2 separate regions of the Homo sapiens genome follow, and region 1 is linked to region 2. Evidence: chromatin loops called from intact Hi-C (ENCODE). Cell type or tissue: ascending aorta. All regions are shown on one strand. Links, peaks and the distances in the headings refer to the core of each region. The heading gives the core; the rest is flanking DNA. Region 1 has its middle 12 kb from the start of MIR422A. Region 2 overlaps HERC1 (HECT and RLD domain containing E3 ubiquitin protein ligase family member 1).

Region 1 (9,499 bases), core at 828-8,827, 52 kb after region 2:
GCTTCTGCTTTTGCATGCCTTTAAGGAATTGCCCTCTTTCTGGCTGTGTGGCACTATTCCTCCTAGTCCCTGACTGCAGGAGTGGGTATGTGACACAGGCCTGGAGAATCACGATACCCTGTCATAACAAACTTAATGGCTTAAAACAACAAACATTTTTTATCTTACATTTCTGGGAAGTCAGAAGTTTGAAATAGGTCTATATGGACTAAAGTCAAGGTGTTGGCTGAGCTGTGTTCCTTCTGGAGGATCTAGGGGACACTGTTTCCTTTTCAGTTTCTAAAAGTTGCCTCCATTTCTTGGCTCATAGCCTGTTCCTCCATCTTCAAAGCCAGGAGCACAGCATTTTCAAACCGCTCTCTCACCCTGACTCTAACCTGCCTTTTATAAGGACCTTTGTGATTCTGCTCAGCCCACTGGAGAATCCAGAATACTCTCCCCATCTGAAAATCCTTAACTTAATCATATCTGCAAAGCCCTCTTTGCCATGCAAGGTAACATATTCACAGGGGCCAGGGATTAAGACAAGGCGGTCTTTCAAAGGTCATCATTCTGCCTCCCACACAAGTTATATAACTACAAAATTTAAGACTTGGAACATGTACAAAAACGTTACTCGCAATTTCTCCATCACCCTAAACACAATCACTAATGATATCTTTCTTGAGTCTTTCCAATCTTTTTTCTGTTTACAGTTGTTCACACAGTTACAATTATACCATTTTGTATTTAACTTTTTCACTTGATAAATACCACCCACCATTTCCTATGCCTTTATGATACTCATTAGCAATGGCTGCATAATATGCCACTGAGTGGATATGTTGTCACTTATTTAACCAACTCCATGTTGTTAGACCTTTAGGTTGACATGTAGGTTTCCATCTTTTCACTCTTATACATAACGAGCCAATGAACAAATATATGCATACAGCTCTTTCTAAATATGTGGATTATTTCTTTAGAATAGATTATCAGAGGTGGGATTACCAAGCCTAAAGAAATAAACAGTTTGATGTGAACAGCCAAATTACATCCCCAAAGATTGCAGTGATTTCACTCCCACCTGTGATAAAGGAGAATGCCTAATTCACTACCCCCCATCAGTTGTTGTCACTCCAGGGGAGTGAATTCAAAGCCCTTGCCAAATGTCTTTTGACTCATTCTCTATATCCTGTATGTACTCAGGCATCTTGTCCCAAGTTATGACATTTACGGTAAACCTGAAGTGTCATGATTTCTCAGGTATGTTTTCATCACTCAGAACTGAATTAGCCAGTCAACTAAGTCAACATTTCATCCAAAGATATGTAAAGTTAGAAACCAACTTTCCAGCAGTGATTTTGATTTATTAATTTATTTTTTTAATTTTGAGACAGAGTCTCACTCTGTCGCCCAGGCTGGAGTATAGTGGCATGATCTCAGCTCACTGCAACATCCACCTCCTGGGTTCAAGCGATTCTTCTTCCTCAGCCTCCCCAGGTAGCTGGGATTACAGATGCGAACCACCAGGCCTAGCCATTTTTGTGTTTTTTAGTAGAGATGGGGTTTCACCATGTTGGCCAGGCTGGTCTCGAACTCCTGACTTTGTGATCCGCCCACCTTGGCCTCCCAAAGTGCTGGGATTACAGGTGTGAACCATCACACCTGGCCTCTTTTATTTCTTTTAATTTTATTTATTTATTTATTTATTTTTTGAGACAGTTTTGCTCTTGTTGCTCAGGCTGGAGTGCAATGGTGCAATCTCAGCTCCCTGCAACCTCCGCCTCCCGGGTTCAAGTGATTCTCCTGTCTCAGCCTCCTGAGTAGCTGAAATTACAGGTGCCTGCCACTACATCTGGCTAATTTTTGTATTTTTAGTAGAGATGGGGTTTCACCATGTCGGCCAGGCTGGTTTTGAACTCCTGACCTCAGGTGATCTGCCTGCCTTGGCCTCCCAAAATGCTGGGATTACAGGCATGAGCCACTGTGCCTGGCCTCTTTTATGGTTTCGTATAATAAACAGCACCAATCCCTGCCACAACAGCTGTGGAGCACACCTGGAACATGTCAACATGTCTTCCTTGTTTGTAGAACTGTGCCCAGCTGAACCCACCTGGTGGATCCTTAAGCTGCTCACCCTCCTGAACTCTGAAAGGGAAAGGGTCCTAACTTCCCAGACCTTGCCAAGCATGCAGCCTCAGGCCACTATGACAACACAGAGAGGTAAAGCCACATTAGCATCTAGACTTGTGGCTGCCTCTGGTCCTAAGTTAAAGCTATGCTCTGAAAATGGTAACATCACGATAGCGCTAACAGCAATGACCCACATCTACTGAGTAATGGTTAAAGTACAGGCATTGTGCTCGGTATGATTATATGGATCATCTCATTTCTCCTTACAAGAACTCTAGAAGGTATCTGCTATAAAACCATTTTAAAATGAGGAAATTGAGCCTCAGAAAAGTTAAGGAATTTGCCCAAGGCCACACAGCTAACAAGTAGCAAAACCAGGATGTGAGGCCAGATGCTATCTGACTCCAGAGGAGAATTCTTAACAACATATTAGGTGGTGTTGCTGCTAAAAATATCTGCAGCATATTGTCTTAGTGTGTTACTCATCAAAACCCAGAGTCTTAGGGAAAAGCAACCTGGTGCCTTTCTGTACATTCAAAGAAAAGCAGCAGGGTAGGCCCCTAAACAACAGTGAGGCCTTGGAAAAGAAACACAGAAATAATGAAGAGGCGTTTGTATCTTGTCCACACATTCTTTTGCTGTCTGATTCGCCTTCTCAACTGGGAAATACAATGAGGACATGTATGTGTAACTGGGTTCAGGATCCTGGTTTGTCTCTAAGATCAAAAGGTCAGCACCTTGAATTCTGGGCTATGTCATGTGTCTGCATTTCCACAGCATCCCATAATTCCAGGCCTGGCCTAAGGGCACTGGGCCAGACGGAAGCACAGATGGAAGGCCTTGGTTGGTGATCCTGAGCCAGGGTCTCTTAGCCAGGAGGCTGCACCCCAGACACAGACACTCCAGCAGAAATGTTGAGTGGGTGGATGCAGATGTTAACCTCCTCAGCCTCAAGAGCCCTCAGACCAGGCTTCAGACTCAAAATTCAATCCCAACTAGCAGTGTGAAGTTGTGACCTCCAGACTTTGACCCCTTCTAAGCACATCCTCCCTTATTGTTGCTGCCGTCTCTATTCATCCTTTTTGTGACATCGCCCCTGCTCTTCAGGCATAGATTTGTTTTGTTTAGAGACAGGGTCTCCCTCTGTCGCCCAGGCTGGAGTGCAGTGGCACAATCATAGCTCACAGCAACCTCAAACTCCTGGGCTCAAGCAATCCTCCCACCTCAGCTTCTCAAGTAGCTAGGACTACAGATATGTGCTACTATGCCTGACTAATTTTTTCATTTTTATTTTTTTGTAGAGATGGGGTCTTGCTGTGTTGCCTAGGTGGGTCTCCAATTCTTGTGCTCAAGCGATCCTCCTGCCTCAGCCTCCCAAAGTTCTGAGATTACAGGAGTGATTCACTGTGTCTGGCCCCAGGCATAGATATTGTTGTGGTAAATAGCAATAGTAATATTAGCAATAGCTGCAGCAGTAATAGTAGCAGTAGCAGCAGCAACTGCAGTAGTATTGGTAGTAACAGTAGTAGCAATGATGGAGATGGTGGTAGGAGTAATAATAGCTACCACTACTATTTACTGAGACTTTCCTGTGTTCTAGGACCTATGCTGAGTGCTTTAACTGCATTATTTTATTTCATCTTCACAACCACCTTGGGCAAGGTGGCCGTAACACTCCCATTTTACAGATGAGACAATGAAGCTCTGAGCTATCACGCAACCTAGCAGAGCTTGGATTTGAATCAGGTCTGTTTGCCTGCAAGACCCATGCTTTTAACTACCATGTTTGCTTCCTTCCTATGGAAAATGTTTTTTGTTTGTTTTTTTGAGACAGAGTCTTGCTCTGTTGCCCAGGCTGGAGTGCAGTGGTACAATCTTGACTCACCGCAACCTCTGCCTCATGGGTTCAGGTGATTCTCGTGCCTCAGCCTCCTGAGTAGCTGGGACTACAGATGCCTGCCACCATGCCCGGTTGATTTTGTATTTTTAGTAGAGATGGGGTTTCACCATGTTGGCCAGGCTGGTCTTGAACTCCTGACCTCAAGTGACCCACCCTCCTGGGCCTCCCAGAGTGCTGAGATTACACGTGTGAGCCACCATGCCTGGCCTTTTTATTTGGTCAGCTACCAGGCTGTTGTGTTGGTTGTCATGGGAATGGATCGTAAGTCCTCTATATTAGTTTCCTGTTTTGAAAATGAATTATGACGAATGTAGTAGCTTAAAACAATACAAGTTTATTATCTTGCAGTTCTGGAGGTCAGAAGCCTGAAAAAAAAATGGGTCTTATGGGGCTAAAAGCAAGGTGTTAGCAGGGCTGCATTCTTTCTGGAGGCCCTAGGGGAGATCCATTCCCTTGCCTTTTCCAGCTTCTGATGTCATCTGCATTCTTTGGCTCATGGCTGCTTCCTCCATTTTTACAAAGAACATCACTCCAACCCCTGCTTCTGTCTTCTTCTCTGCCCTGCCTTTCTTTTATAAGGACTCTAGTGATTGCATTGGGCTCACCTGGCTAATCTGGGATCATCTCCCCATCCCATGATTTCTAATTTAATCACATCTGCAAGACCTCTTTTTGCCATGTAAATTAACATAGGTTCAGGAATTAAGATGTGGACATCTTTGAGGGGCTGTTATTCGATCTACTATACTCACCAAGTGCCAGTTTCCTCAACCAAAAGCCAGGCTATGAGTTGGCCATGGGAGTGAGAAGTGAGACAGGAGGGAAGGCCTACTGAGTGGCACATGCCTACCCTGCCCTCAGATGCTCTCTCACTGGGGTTATGAAACTTGCAGACATGGGGTTGGTCTGCAGAAGGATGTGTCAAGAATAGAGGGCCAGGCTGGGCATGGTAGCTCATGCCTGTAATCTCAACACTTTGGGAGGCTGAGGCGGGCAGATCACTTGAGGTCAGGAGTTCGAGACCAGCCTGGCCAACATGGTGAAACCCTGTCTCTACTAAAAATACCAAAAGAACTAGCCAGGTGTCATGGTGCATGCCTGTAATCCCAGCTACTCAGGAGGCTGAGGCAGGAGAATCACTTGAACCCAGGAAGTAGAGGTTGCAGTGAGCTAAGATGGCCCCACTGCACTCTAGCCTGGGCGACACCAGTGATACGTCTCAAAAAAAAAAAAAAAAAAAAGAAAAGAAAAAGAAAAAAGAAAGAATAGAGGGCCAGAATGAAAGGAGCTAGTTGTTCACCCACAGAATTCAGAGTTGGGCAAAGTTAGAAGCAATGGAGAAGGCATTTAGCAGGCTTTTGTAGGCCACTGTAGGCTTTCCTCACTGCAAGATTTTTGACAGACTGCTAGAATACCTTCTGGAGCAGAAAGCTCACTTCTTCACAAGAGAGCCAAGGCCATTGCTGGCAGCTGTGTTAAAAACTTCTTCCTTAGTTGAAGTCTACTTCCTCAGAAATGCACCCATTGGTCCTATCTCTACAGAGGCTGAACAGCTGCTCCCCCACCCACTGCCTTCCGGAGGTGAGGCTTTCAAGTGTAATGAAATCTTTGAAAGGTGCTTGTACTAAATCAAAGACACCAGCTGCACCCAGGGTGTACCAGCTGCCATCATCCACTGCCACAGGAACAGTGGATCTTCTAGGTGCTTTCAGAGTCCATGAACCAGTGACAATACTAGTCTGGTGCCTGCCACAAACAAACAGGCTCTTTAAAGCAGTGCCCTGGATCAAAGAGCAGAACCAGATCATCCTTGGAAGAAAAGGGCCGAGCAGATTTGGAAACGCGGCCAGATGCCCCAGACTCCTCTCCTTATAGCAGCTGTCAGAATTACAAGAAAGTATCTGTTGATGTCCCTGGTCCCTGTGCCCTGAAAACCTTCCTCCTCACTCTCTGGCCTAGGAGTAGAAATGGTTTCCTGCTGCTGCTGATCTGAGTTGTGTCATACTCTCCAGTGCTTTCTTGATTCTTCCATTGCTTGTGTGATGTCTATTAACATCTTTCTGTTTTAAATACTCAAAGTAGTATTCGTTTTCAGACTAGACATTACTCATGTAGGCTATGTTACCTGTATTACATTACCTATATATGTTACCTTCAGCTGTCATGCTTCAAGCACCCCCTTGCTGTTCTACAAGTGCTAAATTTCCTCCTTTAGACTAGCTATTCATTTTCCCATTTAACAGCCTTGGTAACTGATTTAGAAAAAATCTCTCTCTCTCTTTTTTTTAAAGAATCTCTGAAAAGGAAGATACAGGTCTGTGTGATCCACAAAGATCAAGAGTAGGGTCCAGGCCAGGTGCAGTGGCTTATGCCTGTGAACCCAGCACTCTGGGAGGCTGAGACAGGTGGATCACCTGGGGTCAAGAGTTTGAGACCAGCCTGGCCAACATGGTAAAACCCTGTCTCTACTAAAAATACAAAAATTAGTGGCTTGTGCCTATAGTCCCAGCTGCTTGGGAGGCTGAGGCAGGAGAATTGCTTGAACCTGGGAGGCAGAGGTTGCAGTGAGCCAAGATTGCACCACTGCACTCCAGCCTGGGCACAGAGTGAGACTGTCTCAAAGAAAAACAAAAAGTGGGGTCCAGTACCCCTCAATTCAACAAATATTCACTTGGTTCCCAGCATTCATTCATTCATTCGACAAATATCTATTGAGCACTGCTATTTTTCAAGCACTGTTGTAATTGGAGGGATACAGCAGTGAACAAGACAAAGTCTTTGCCTTAATGGAGTTTATATTTAAGTGGGAAGAGACGGACAATGAACAAATAACAAATAAATCTACAGTATATCAGACTGTGATAAGAGCTACAGAGAAAATACAAAGCTGGGTAAAGGAGTGAAGAGTGCCCAGATAGACATTGCTGGGATCGCTTGAGGTCAAGAGTTCAAGACCAGCCTGGGCAACATGGTTAAACCCAGTCTCTACTAAAAATACAAAAATTAACTGGGCATGGTGGTATGTGCCTGTAGTCCCAGCTACTTGGGAGGCTGAGGCATGAGAATCGCTTGAACCTGGGAGGCAGAGATTGCAGGGAGCCGAGATTGGGCCACTGCGCTCTAGCCTGGGTGGCAGAGCAAGACCCTATCTCAAAAAAAAAAAAAAAAAGTGAGTATAAACAAATGGGGAGGTTTGTGGACTGAACTCTGAACATTCCTGTGTTCAGAGGTTAGGAAATTATGGAAGAACCAGGAGAGGGGACTGAAGAGACAGGGTGTGTGTATGTGTGTGTGTGTGTATGTGTGTGTGTAGCAAGGAGAGAGGAGAGACTGTGAATGATCCTTGGGTAACTGCAGTCCATGTCTGTCTGTATGTCTTGTACCTCTGAGTTTGTGTAGCAGAGGACAGCCACATGGACTTTGAGTCTGCAAGCAAAGTTCCAGGCATGCAGTGAAAGTTCAGTGACCTCCCCAAAAAGGGTCCATAAACTCAGTTCATGGGTCTCTCCAAGAAGCCCCTACAACTTGAGTTCAATGCAGTCCTCAAGAATGTCCTGTTGGACCTGAGTTTATCAGCCTCCCCAGACAGCCTCACAGTTAGAGTCAGTACATTTCCTAAGAACCCCCTGCCTGAATTCAGTGAGCCCCTGCAGCCTAAATTTCGCACATTTCCCAGAAAGGTCCCACAGCCTCAGTTCAGTCACTTCGCTAGGGTGTCCTTAGAATCTGAGTTCTGAGCACTTCTCAAAGGTTCCTGCAGCCCGAGTTCAAAGCATTTTGACCTCCCTGCAGGCTGATTCCCTCTATGTCCTACCCCCAGGAAACCCCTGTGCCTCTAGTCCCCATCACTCCAGGCTCACCCTCAGGCTCTAAGTTACCAAGGCCCAAGGCCAGGAAGGCATGTGAAGCCAGGAGTCTTTTACTTCAGGGAAGAAAGGACACTAGGTCTCTCTCTCTCTCTCTCTCTGTCTCTCTCTCCTGCTTACTCTGACAAAGGCCTCTGCCCCTTGCTGGCAGCCTAGTGTCCCCATCTGCCAAGCCCCTAGGAGACCCTCAGTGGTGGCCACAGGTAGATCAGGGTGCAGACTCAGGATGGTGAGAAAGAAGGATCCCAGGAGAGAAGGGGGCTGAGTCTCCCTGGCAGCTCTGTCTTTCTCCCATTTTTCTCTTTCTCTCACCTCTGCTGGTAGCAACACCCAGGTCATGCACCCTGAATGGACTCTACAGTGAATGGGAGGAGCAAAGGGAAAGGGAAGGCATAGAAGGCCAAGGGAGTCCTAAGCTAGGCCAGCATCTTGGCAAGGAGCTGGCAGAGCTCCCCAATGTTAGAGAGCTCAACACCACTCCCCTTGGGAGAATCTCTGATGTTAGAGGGCTCTTCGATACCCCCCAACCCTCAGGAAAAAATGTTTGGGGCTGGGCGTGCCAAGGGCTCTGGTCCTCAGTCTGCTGCAGAGAGTAGAAAAACATTTATTCAAAACTATTCTCTAACCCCCTCAATGCCAAAAAAGTTTATCCTGATATCAACAGGGACTCTTTGCAGGGTTTTAAGCAGGTGAGGGGAACGTCATGCTGGGGTTGTAGAAAGCATCCGCCAGCTGGTGCCCCAGGGAATGGGAGAGCAAAAGCAGAAAGACCAGTGAGGACTTTGTTGCACTCGTCCTAGCAAGAGATGAGGGGGACTTAGGCTAGGGGAGCAGCAACGTTGTTGGAGGATGTAGAAGTATGTGAGAGAATGTTTTCATTTTATTCTTTTTATAAGATGGGTCTCGCTATGTTCTATAGGCTGGCCTTGAACTCCTGGGATTAAGTAATCCTCTTGCCTCAGCCTCTGGAGTAGCTGGGACTACAAGTATGCATCACCATGCCAGGAAAGAGAATGTTTAAAGGGCAAAATGGACAGGTCTTGGAGATGGTTTTGGTATGTGGGAGAAGGCAAGAATTCATTCAATGCCAGGTGTGGTTGCTCATGCCTGTAATCCCAGCACATTGGGAGGCTGAGGTGGGAGGATCAGTTGAGGCCGGGAGTTCAAGACCAGCCTGGGCAACATAGTGAGACGCCATCTCTATTTAAAAAAAAAAAAAGATTTTCATTCAACAAATACTTATTAGGCACCTCCTAAGCCAGTTCCACGTGCTTGGAATATAGGCTTTAAACAAGTAAGAAAAAAATCCCTGCCCCGTGAGTTCACATTCCAGAGAGTGACTCCCAGGTTTCTGCTTCTTATGACTGGGTAGATGATGGTGTGTGTCACTGAGATAGGGACATGGAAAGAGAAGCTGGTTTGGAAGGGGAGGGGTGCTGAGGTCCATTAGACATGGTTCGCTTGAGGTGCCTGTGGGATGACCAGGGAGGCTGGCCAGGCAGGACTTGTGGCTGGAGCTCAGATGAGAGGTCTGGCCTGGCAGGAGGTAGAAATTTGGTAGTGGCCACACATGGATGGTTCTGAATTTAAGGGAGATGGGAGACTGACCAGGCAAGCA
Region 2 (9,499 bases), core at 682-8,681:
TCTCTACAAAAAATAATTTGGCAGGCATAGTGGTGCACCCCTATAGTCTCAGCAACTTGGGAGGCTGAGATGGGAGGATCGCTTAAGCCTACGAGGCTGCAGTGAGCCATAATTGTGCCCCTGGGCAACAAAGTGAGCAACCCTGTCTCAAAAAATAAAATAAAATTTAAATTTAAAAAACTAATAAAAAGAAAAAAGTACTTGTATTATCCCCATTTTCCAGGAAGGGAAGTGGAGGTACAGAGAGGCTAAATAGCCCAAGGTCACAACTGCCAGTAATTGATAGAGTAAGGATTCAAACCAGACTAGTCTGCCAGGTGACCCCTTAACCACTAAATCATGCTGCTTCTTATCAACATCGTGGTGTATATCATGCTCTTTTTTTCTCTCTTTTTTTTTTGACACAGGGTCTGGTTCTGATGCCCAGGCTGGAGTGGCAGCGACACAATCATAATTCACTGAAGCCTTGAACTGCTGGGCTCAAGCTATCCTCCCACCTCTGCCTCCTAAAGTGCTAGGATTATAGGCGTGAGCCAACACGCCCAGCCCCATACTAACTTTTTAGAAATTAAAACCTCAGAAGGTTTTAATGAACCAATTGCCAATTCAGTTCCTTCTTAAAAGTCTTGTTGCTATGATAAAATACATTCCTCCTAACCACTCTTTCAAGATTATTAAATGATCTCAATTGGGTAACAAAAGAAGCAAAACACTTTTCACAGTCTCAGAAACTTGCAAGGCAGGAAGGCAATGGACTGAGAATAGCAAAACAATTCTAACTGATAGAGAAAACATTAAAGATGTACATTATCTGACTTTTAAGCTTATTATTAATATAAAACTAGTAACTAGTAATCAAGACGTGGTAGTGGCAACAAGATAGTGGTACTTTCATCAAGATAGATCAACAGAACAGAACTGAGGGTACAGAAATAGACCCACATATATATGGCCAACTGATGCTTATCTAAAGTGTCAAGGCAGTTTAATAGGAAAAGGATAATCTTTTCAACAAAAGGTGCTGGACCAACTGAATATGCAAACAGGAAAAATAAACCTTGACCCTAATTTCATACCATATACAAAAATCAACTCAAAATGATTCACAGACCGAAACGTAAGAGCTAAAACTAAAAAGTCTCTAGAAGAAAACATAGGAGAAAATCTTAGCAATCCTGGGTAAGATTTCTTAAATAGCACACAATAAATTGATAAGCTAGACCTGATCTAAATTAAAAACTTTTGTCCTTCAAAAAGTATTGCTAGCCGGGCACAGTGGCTCACGCCTGTAATCCCAGCACTTTGGGAGGCTGAGGCTGGTGGATCACCTGAGGTCAGGAGTTCAAAACCAGCCTGGCCAACATGGTGAAACCCGTCTCTACTAAAAATACAAAAAATTAGCCGGGCATGGTGGCGGGCGCCTGTCATTCCAGCTACTTGGGAGGCTGAGGCAGGAGAATCACTTGAACCCAGGAGGTGGAAGTTGCAGTGAGCCGAGATCGTACCATTGCACTCCAGCCTGGGCAACAAGAGCAAAACTGTCTCAAAAAAAAAAACAACACTGTTAAGAAAATGAAAAGACTTAGATATGATGAACACATACATAAATAAGAAAATGAAAAGGCAAGCCCCAAGATGAAAGAAACTATTTTGTAAAACATATCCAATGAGACGTGTATCAAGAATATATAAAAAGAACCCTTACAACTCAATAAGAAAACTCAATTTTTAAAATGAGCAAAATATCTGGACACTTCACCAAAGATACATAAACAGCCAAAAAAGCGCATGAAAGGATGTTCAACACCATTAGTCAGTAGGGAAATGGAAATTGAAACCACAACAAGATACTATTACAAATTCAATAAATGGCTCAATTTAAAGACACAGATAATACTAGGTATTGGTGAGGATGTCACCACCAGTGTGTAGAACTCTCATACACTGCTGGTAGAAATGTGACATGGGAAACTGCTTGGCAGTTTATCATAAACACACGCTGTACTTAGCACATATGCAACAATTCTACTCCTTAGGTATTTGCCCAGAAAAATGAGAATACATGATTACATAAAGACCTGGTCATCAGTATTTATAGCGTCTTTATTCATAATAGCCAAAAACTGGAAACTCGACTGTCCATCATCTGATGAATGAATAGGTACATCATAATATATGCATACAATGGCATACTACTCAGTAATAAAAAGGAATGAACGACTGATTCAAACAACACAATGGTTATTCATTACAAGCAAAATGAATAATAAGCATTATTATTCATTATTTGGAGATTCAACATGGATGAATCTCAAAAGCATTATGCTAAGCGAAATAAGCCAGACACAAAGACTACATAACTATGGTTCTAGCTGCATGAAATTCTAGAGTAAAAACCACGGTGATAAAAAGCACATCAGTTGTTGCTAATGGCTAAGGAACAGGTGGAGAAGATTACAGCCAAGACATAAAAGGGAACTTTCTGGGTATGATGAAAAGAGACTATATGATGATTGTGGTGGTAGTTACATAACTGTATTAACATTTATCAAACTGTTGTCTTAAAATGGTGAATTTATGGTATGTTAATTATACCTCATCAAAGCTGACCAAAAACAAACAAAAGGTCAGACACTATGGCTGAGGCCTACAATCCCAGCACTTTTGGAGGCTGAGGCAGGAGGACTGCTTGAGGTCAGCAGTTCAAGACCACCCTGGGCAATACAGGGAGACCCCATTTCTACAAAAAATAAGTTAGCCATGTATAGTGGTACGCTTCTGTGGTCCTAGCTACTTGGGAAGCTGAGGCAGGAGGATTGCCTGAGCCTGGGAGGTCAAAGCTGCAGCAAGCCATGATCATGCCACTGCACTACAGCCTGGGAAACAGAGCAAGACCCTATCTCAAAACAAAAAAAAAAAAACAAACAAAACCCAATTACTTGCAGGCCCTGCCTCTTGTCCACCCAATGCTGGTATTCCCAAAAGTTCTAGAACCTCCTTTTTCTTCTCAGTATATATTTTTTCTTAACATCAACCACTTCCTGTTCATTGCTAAAGCTTAACTCATCATCACTACAGATACCTCCCAAATCACCTCTGATGAGCATTTCTGCAGAACACAAGTGGTTTTTTTTTTTTCTCTTTGAGATAGGGTCTTGCTCTGTTGCCCAGGCTAGAGTGCAGTGGCTATTCACAGGTGCAGTCATAGCTCAGTGCACCCTCAAGCTCCTAGGCTGAAGCAATCTTCCCACCTCACCTACATAATCTTTACCTGTCAAAATCCACACTTTTCCTTCAAAGGCCTATCTCAAAGGTGACTTCTTCCATGAAGCTTTTCATGTTGTAATCACCCTACGCTCACCAACACAGATTTACTCACTTCCTCCTCTAACTCTCTTACTTTTGCTTACACACATGTACATTTATCATACTCTGCCTGGTTTGTTATTATTTGCGTACCTGTCTTCATCACTACTGCTCCATCCACCCCACAACCAGACTCATGCTTTGCAAGGCTGGTACTCTGCCCTACTCTTTTGTCCCTTTCAGCCACTGGCACCCTAGCTTTCTCACTGCAAGGGCTCAGAACATTGTAGAAGAGGAATTAATTCTGGTCTAACAAGTCTACGGAGAAATAACAAAATTAGTTACAGTGGGGGCTATAAGGATAAATCAGATAATAGATTGCATTCTGCCTTTGTTGTTGTAAGTTGGAACTCTGCCCAGAGAGAGATTGCCCCCACCCACTCCGAGACAGTCTTGCTCTGTCATCCAGGCTGGAGTGCAGTGGTGTGATCTCAGCTCACTCTTCAATTCTCCTGCCTCAGCCTCCCAAACAGCTGGGATTACAGGCATGCGCCACCGCGCCCGGCTAAGTTTTATATTTTTAGTAGAGACAGGGTTTCACCATGTTGGCCAGACTGGTCTTGAATTCCTGACCTGGTGATCCACCCACCTCGGCCTCCCAAAGTGCTGGGATTACAGGCATGAGCCACCACACCCGGCCTGAGTGATTTTTTTAAGGCTCAAAATCCACTAAACCAAATCTTCCTCCAAGAGCATTTTCATTATAACACTACCCTACTTTATAAATTTGCAATAATTTAAAATGGGTCCTGGACTAGGCATTCTCTATTTGCCCCCAACCTCCTCAAATCAAGCCTATTCTCTACCCTTCAAGCTCTGCTTTGCACCCTGTGAGGCTGTCCTCTGGCATTACACTGCCCAAGTTCTCTTCTTACTTCCAGTTGCATTGGGCCATTGAGAGGCACACATAGGAGGAAATGGGAGGATGAGAAGTAAAAGAAATTGGGGTTTTCATTTCTCTAGCTCCCTTCCCACCTCACAAAGCCATTTCCTCTAGGGCTACAGGTCCTGACCACTAGCTTGGCTTCCATTGCTCCAGCTCTCATCAGTTTCCAGTGTTCCTCTTCTTTTCCCCTCAGACTTAAAAGTGTACTAATGGCTTCCCAATAGTGTTAGGCCTTGGGAACATGACAATACTCTGCTGCTCTCCTTAACCCTTCCCAAAACTCTACAACTAGTCCATTTATTTCCTGTCAGGACCCTCACTGATGTAGATAGCTCCCCAGGCTTAAAATCACTTAGTCTGCTTAAGGTTCACAATCAACTGTCCCCACCAACCTAATAAATTTTACCACACCACACTCCCCAACTGTCTCTGCTCTAGTCAGGTAGGAATTCCTACCAATTCCTACATCACTCAGTTGAGATATGTTCAATCCTACCTTTGTGCCCCCACTCATGCTGTTGTCCTCTGTAATGCCCGCCCCTTCCTTTCCACTTATACTTCCTACAGTTACTAATTCAAATCCTACCTCCCCCGCCCCCTGCCCAAATTAAACCTGCTTGAACAACCTTAACCCTCAATTATCTTTCTTATCTTGGAATTTCTGTATCTGTCACAAGGAACTACTTTGAAAATAAATATTAGTTGTTACCCTATATGGTCTCTAATTGTTCATCATATATCCCCTAAAGGTAAGTAACATCAGCTATTTTAAGTTTCTTCTTTTGTATTCCTTTATGGAAGTTTAGCATAACATTATAGTAATTCTAGTTGACAAAAAAAAAAAAATACATCACTACAATGTCCTAGTACAAAAAGTTTGTGACAAGCAGCTATAAGCAAATTTATTATGTTTTTAATGATTTTGTTTTCAATGTAATGATTCTGAATAACGGCTGCTATCAAACTTGGGTGGTTTCTTTTTTAGAACATCAACGTACTTTTTCTTTCCTCAAAGAAACAGGGTCTTGCTCTGTTGCCTAGATTAGACTGCAGTGGCACAATCACAGCTCACTGGAGCCTTGAACTCCTGGGTCCAAGTGATCCTCCTGCCTCAGCATCCTGAGTAGCTAGGACTACAAGCACATGCTACCACTCAGCTAATTTTTTTCTTTTTTCCAGAGACAAGGTCTCACTATGTTGCCAAGGCTGGTCTCAAACTCCTGGCCTCAAGCAATCCTCCTGTCTCAGCCTCCCAAAGTGCTGGAATTACAGGCGTGAGCCACTGTACACTGCTCATCAATATACTTTTTAACGAAAGGATCTTTGGGGAAAAAAAAGAGTAAAGTAAGTTATCCACTTGTCAAGTTCAACAGTCTGTTACGGTAATAGATACAATTAATCCAGAAATGCAAACAGAAATGTCAGCACACACAAATACCTTAATTTGCAGCTGACCAGTGGCCACAAAGCAGACACTAGATGTCAACAGAAGTATACTTTCTAGAGGAATGAAGATCCTGAGGGTCCTTATCATATTGTCTGTAGAAAAAAATCACCTCCCATGTCTTTAGAACCATCAATCTGTTAGCAACTATAAAGGAAAGCCTACATCATGACAATCAACATTTTTAGTAAATTTATCCTCACAGAACTCCCAATGTTATATCCAATTGATACTTCAAGAACTCATTCTTATGGCCTCCCTAAAATAAAAAATGAAGAAATAGCAAAAATATCAGAAGTAAGTACTCTGGCTAGCTCCTCAAATAGTCACAGAATACTTACATATGAGTATGATTTTAAGGAGAAAAAAATAAAATTCAAAAGATTATCTGAAAGAGTTAATGGTATCAAAAGAAATAGGGATGGAGGGGGAAGACACAATAGTATCAACCACTGACTGGCTTCAAAGTTACCTTTAACCTCTTCATCAAAAAATAAACAAAAATAAAGGCATGAACCCCTAGTATATTCTAATGAACCAAGGGTCAGTCCTATTTGTACATTTTTCTAAATCTGTAATTATGTGTTAATTTTAATAAAGGTATTCTGACTTACCACTACAAACAACCTAACAAGAATGTGCAAGATTTATCCATAGTAAATTCCACTGCATACAAAGCAGTGCTCCTAAAAGACTCAGAACCTCAAAGCATATAAAGATACATAAGCAATTACAGTACAATATGATAATGTTCCCATAACAAGGCTACACATCAGGAGCTGTGGATAACACTAAGATAATGAAGAGAAAGAATGGCCAGGACACAACAGACCAATCCTGGGCCACTGCAAAAGTTGAGTTGAGAAATATGGGCCTAAAATAAAAGAGGAACAATATATTGAACTTGTACGGAGTTGAATTTTAAGGACATTTAGAAGGTATACTCAGCAGGACTAGGCTCAGTCAACATTTTCTTAGTGTAGTTTTAATCAAGAAACAAAGTACTGTTTAAACTAAGAAATATCCTATTCATTGCAGCCTTGTTTAGAATAGCAAAAAAAAAAAAAAAAGTAATAAAAGCAATGAAAAGGGGAAATGACGTTTTTTGTTTTCTGCTTTTTTAAAATAGAGATAAGGTCTCACTATGTTGCCCAGACTAGTCTCGAACCCCTGGGTTTAAGCAATCCTGCCTCAGCCTCCCAAAGTGCTGTGATTACAGGTGTGAGCCACTGCACCCAGCCAGGAAACAATCTAAAGTCCACAAATAATAAACTGGTTAAATAAATTATACACATATACTAGAATTCAAGGCAGTCATTAAAATGAATGAGGAAGATCTACAATTATTTGGAATGTATTAAGTTGAAAATGATTACTATGATATACTAAGTTAAAAATACATTAAGATGCAGACCAAGCACCCACATCAAAGTATACATACAAAAGAATTAAAAGCAGAGACTCAAACAGATATTTGTACACCAATGTTAATAGGAGCATTATTCATAATAATCAAAAGGCAGAAATAGACCAATTGTCCATCAACAGATGAATGGATAAACAAAATGTGGTGTATACACATACACTGAAATAGTACTCAGCCATAAAAAGAAATGAAATTTTGATATATACTATGAGGAGATCTTTAAACTATTATGTTTCATGAAATAAGCCATTTGTGTAAAAATAAAAAAAAAGAGGGGCTATATATATGAATGCATTACTAGAGTGGTTGAAAATCTCTGGAAGACACATAAGAAACCAATGACAGTTAACTCTGGGAAAAACTAGGAAAATGAAGATACAGTATGAATGAATGAAAGGGAGATATATCTTTTGCTATAACCTTTTTTATACTATGTAAGTTTCTTAACATTTGCATATATTGCTTCTTTTTTTTAATTTAAAAAAAGGGCAAAGATAGTTTTCTATGGATGCTAAAACCAATGGGAAAGCGTTGTAGGAGAGACAACTTTCACGTGATCTCAAAATACCACCACCTAATTGTTTATTAATTACAAAGGGGAAAAAAGTGTACATTTGCAAAGAAATAATCTGGTGATAGTCACCACCTTAAGCAATCAAATTTAGCATTACCTATAAAGAAGGAAAATGGCACTGAGTGCCTCCTGAGGTGATTTAAGGAGTACATAACATCACCTACATAGTGTTAATGCAGCAAATGTTTAACTTGAATATGTGATATTAAAGAACCAAGAGGCAAATTCACATTGTAGGACATTGTATAAGACAACTGGCCTAGATTATTCAATAAAGTTAATGTCATTTGGGAAAAAAAAAGGCTGGGGTTTACTCTAGATTTAAAGAAACATAAACACCAAAAGCAATATATGAATGTGATTGGATCCTGGACCCGAAAAAAACAAAAAGCAACTATAAAAGATATGTGGGAAACAAGAAAGATTTAAACACAAATGTTGCATATTAGGTGACAATGAATTAATGTTATTTTCCATCGGTGTGATAAAAGTATTGTGGTTAAGTTGGAGAATGTCCTTCTTCTTAGAAGATACATGCCAATGTACTGGGAGAGGACAGGGAGGATCATGATGACTACAAATTAGTCTCACTTAAAGCAAAATGTATGCATGTTTAGAGGGGAGGAAAAAAGCAGTTGCACCAAAATGTTGCAATTTGTGAATCTAGGTGAAAAGCGCTATTCTTCATTTTTTCTATAAATCTGAGAAATTTTCAAAATCAGAATTTGGGGAGGAGTATAGAAACAGCTGAATCAGGCACAGCTGAGCCCCGGTAACATAAAAGATGAAAGGGGCCGGGCGCGGTGGCTCACGCCTGTAATCCCAGCACTTTCGGCGGCCGAGACGGGCAGATCACGAGGTCGGGAGATCGAGACCATCCTGGCTAACATGGTGAAACCCCGTCTCTCCTAAAATTATACAAAATTAGCCGGGTGTGGTGGCAGGTGCCTGTAGTCCCAGCTACTCAGGAGGCTGAGGCAGGAGAATGGCGTGAACCCAGAAGGTGGAGCTTGCAGTGAGCCGAGATCGCGCCACTGTACTCCAGCCTGGGCGACTCAGTGAGACTCCGTCTCCAAAAAAAAAAAAAAAAAAACAGAAAGGAAAAAACAAAGGTTATCTTTGACAATGAAAGTATACATAGGAATTAAATGATAAACATGGTTTTTCTATTGTTAACCATGTTCTTCCTGATGGAGCATATGTAATAAACTCATTCATTCCCAGGAGTATCTGTATTAAACAAATCTTACTTTTAATTTCCTTACAACATAATCATTTTTAAGTAATTACAGTGAATCCATCTCTATAAATTTAGAGCCAGATTTGTAACTCTCGCTCAAAAATGAGCTGGCAGAAAAACACTGTTCCCATAAACATAGACACTAAGTTGCCTACCCTTCCTACAAGTAAGAGAAAAGCCAGACAGCAAGATGACAAGTTTACTTAGGGTTGTGTTTTTACAAATTACACAGAAGGAAGCTAAAGGGCAGCGAATAGCCTGGTTCACCAAAAATCATAGGAAGACACAACCTTCCATCTCTTAAATCTTCAACCCACATTTCCATTGTTTCAAAACAGTAGGAATTCCTATGTTAGAAAATATCTAGGCAAATCTGTATTGTAACATGACTGGAGGTAAGTTTTAGCAGGGAAAATCTAAAAGGCCAAACTGATTTGGAAATGTGTATGGGCTTACTTTTCTTTGAATACATCTATTGCCTTGAGAATTCACTTTCACACAACACACTGAAGTCACACTATAAAGATCTGATTCAAAAGGAAATGGGAAGTTTCTCCTGTTTC

Evidence for each region. A loop is a pair of places that touch in the nucleus more often than their neighbours do. Peaks named below come from ENCODE experiments on the same cell type or tissue, not always from the same donor. Only the 100,000 strongest peaks of a DNase experiment are listed, where the experiment ranks them.
Region 1: a loop joins it to region 2, with 3 times the contacts of the local background. A loop is called at or near these places in 3 of 110 quality-filtered maps.

Annotation. Positions count from the first base shown.
Region 1 is chr15:63,854,746-63,864,244 of GRCh38, forward strand. No RefSeq gene overlaps it. Among named protein-coding and RNA genes, the nearest start is that of MIR422A, 12 kb to the right of the region's middle. RefSeq lists an enhancer at 5,716-5,775. In ascending aorta, for the core only: no CTCF peak of the experiment used is centred there; a DNase peak (open chromatin) is centred at 4,202.
Region 2 is chr15:63,803,040-63,812,538 of GRCh38, forward strand. The region is part of intron 1 of HERC1 (HECT and RLD domain containing E3 ubiquitin protein ligase family member 1); the gene reads right to left. Among named protein-coding and RNA genes, the nearest start is that of HERC1, 26 kb to the right of the region's middle. In ascending aorta, for the core only: no CTCF peak of the experiment used is centred there; no DNase peak of the experiment used is centred there.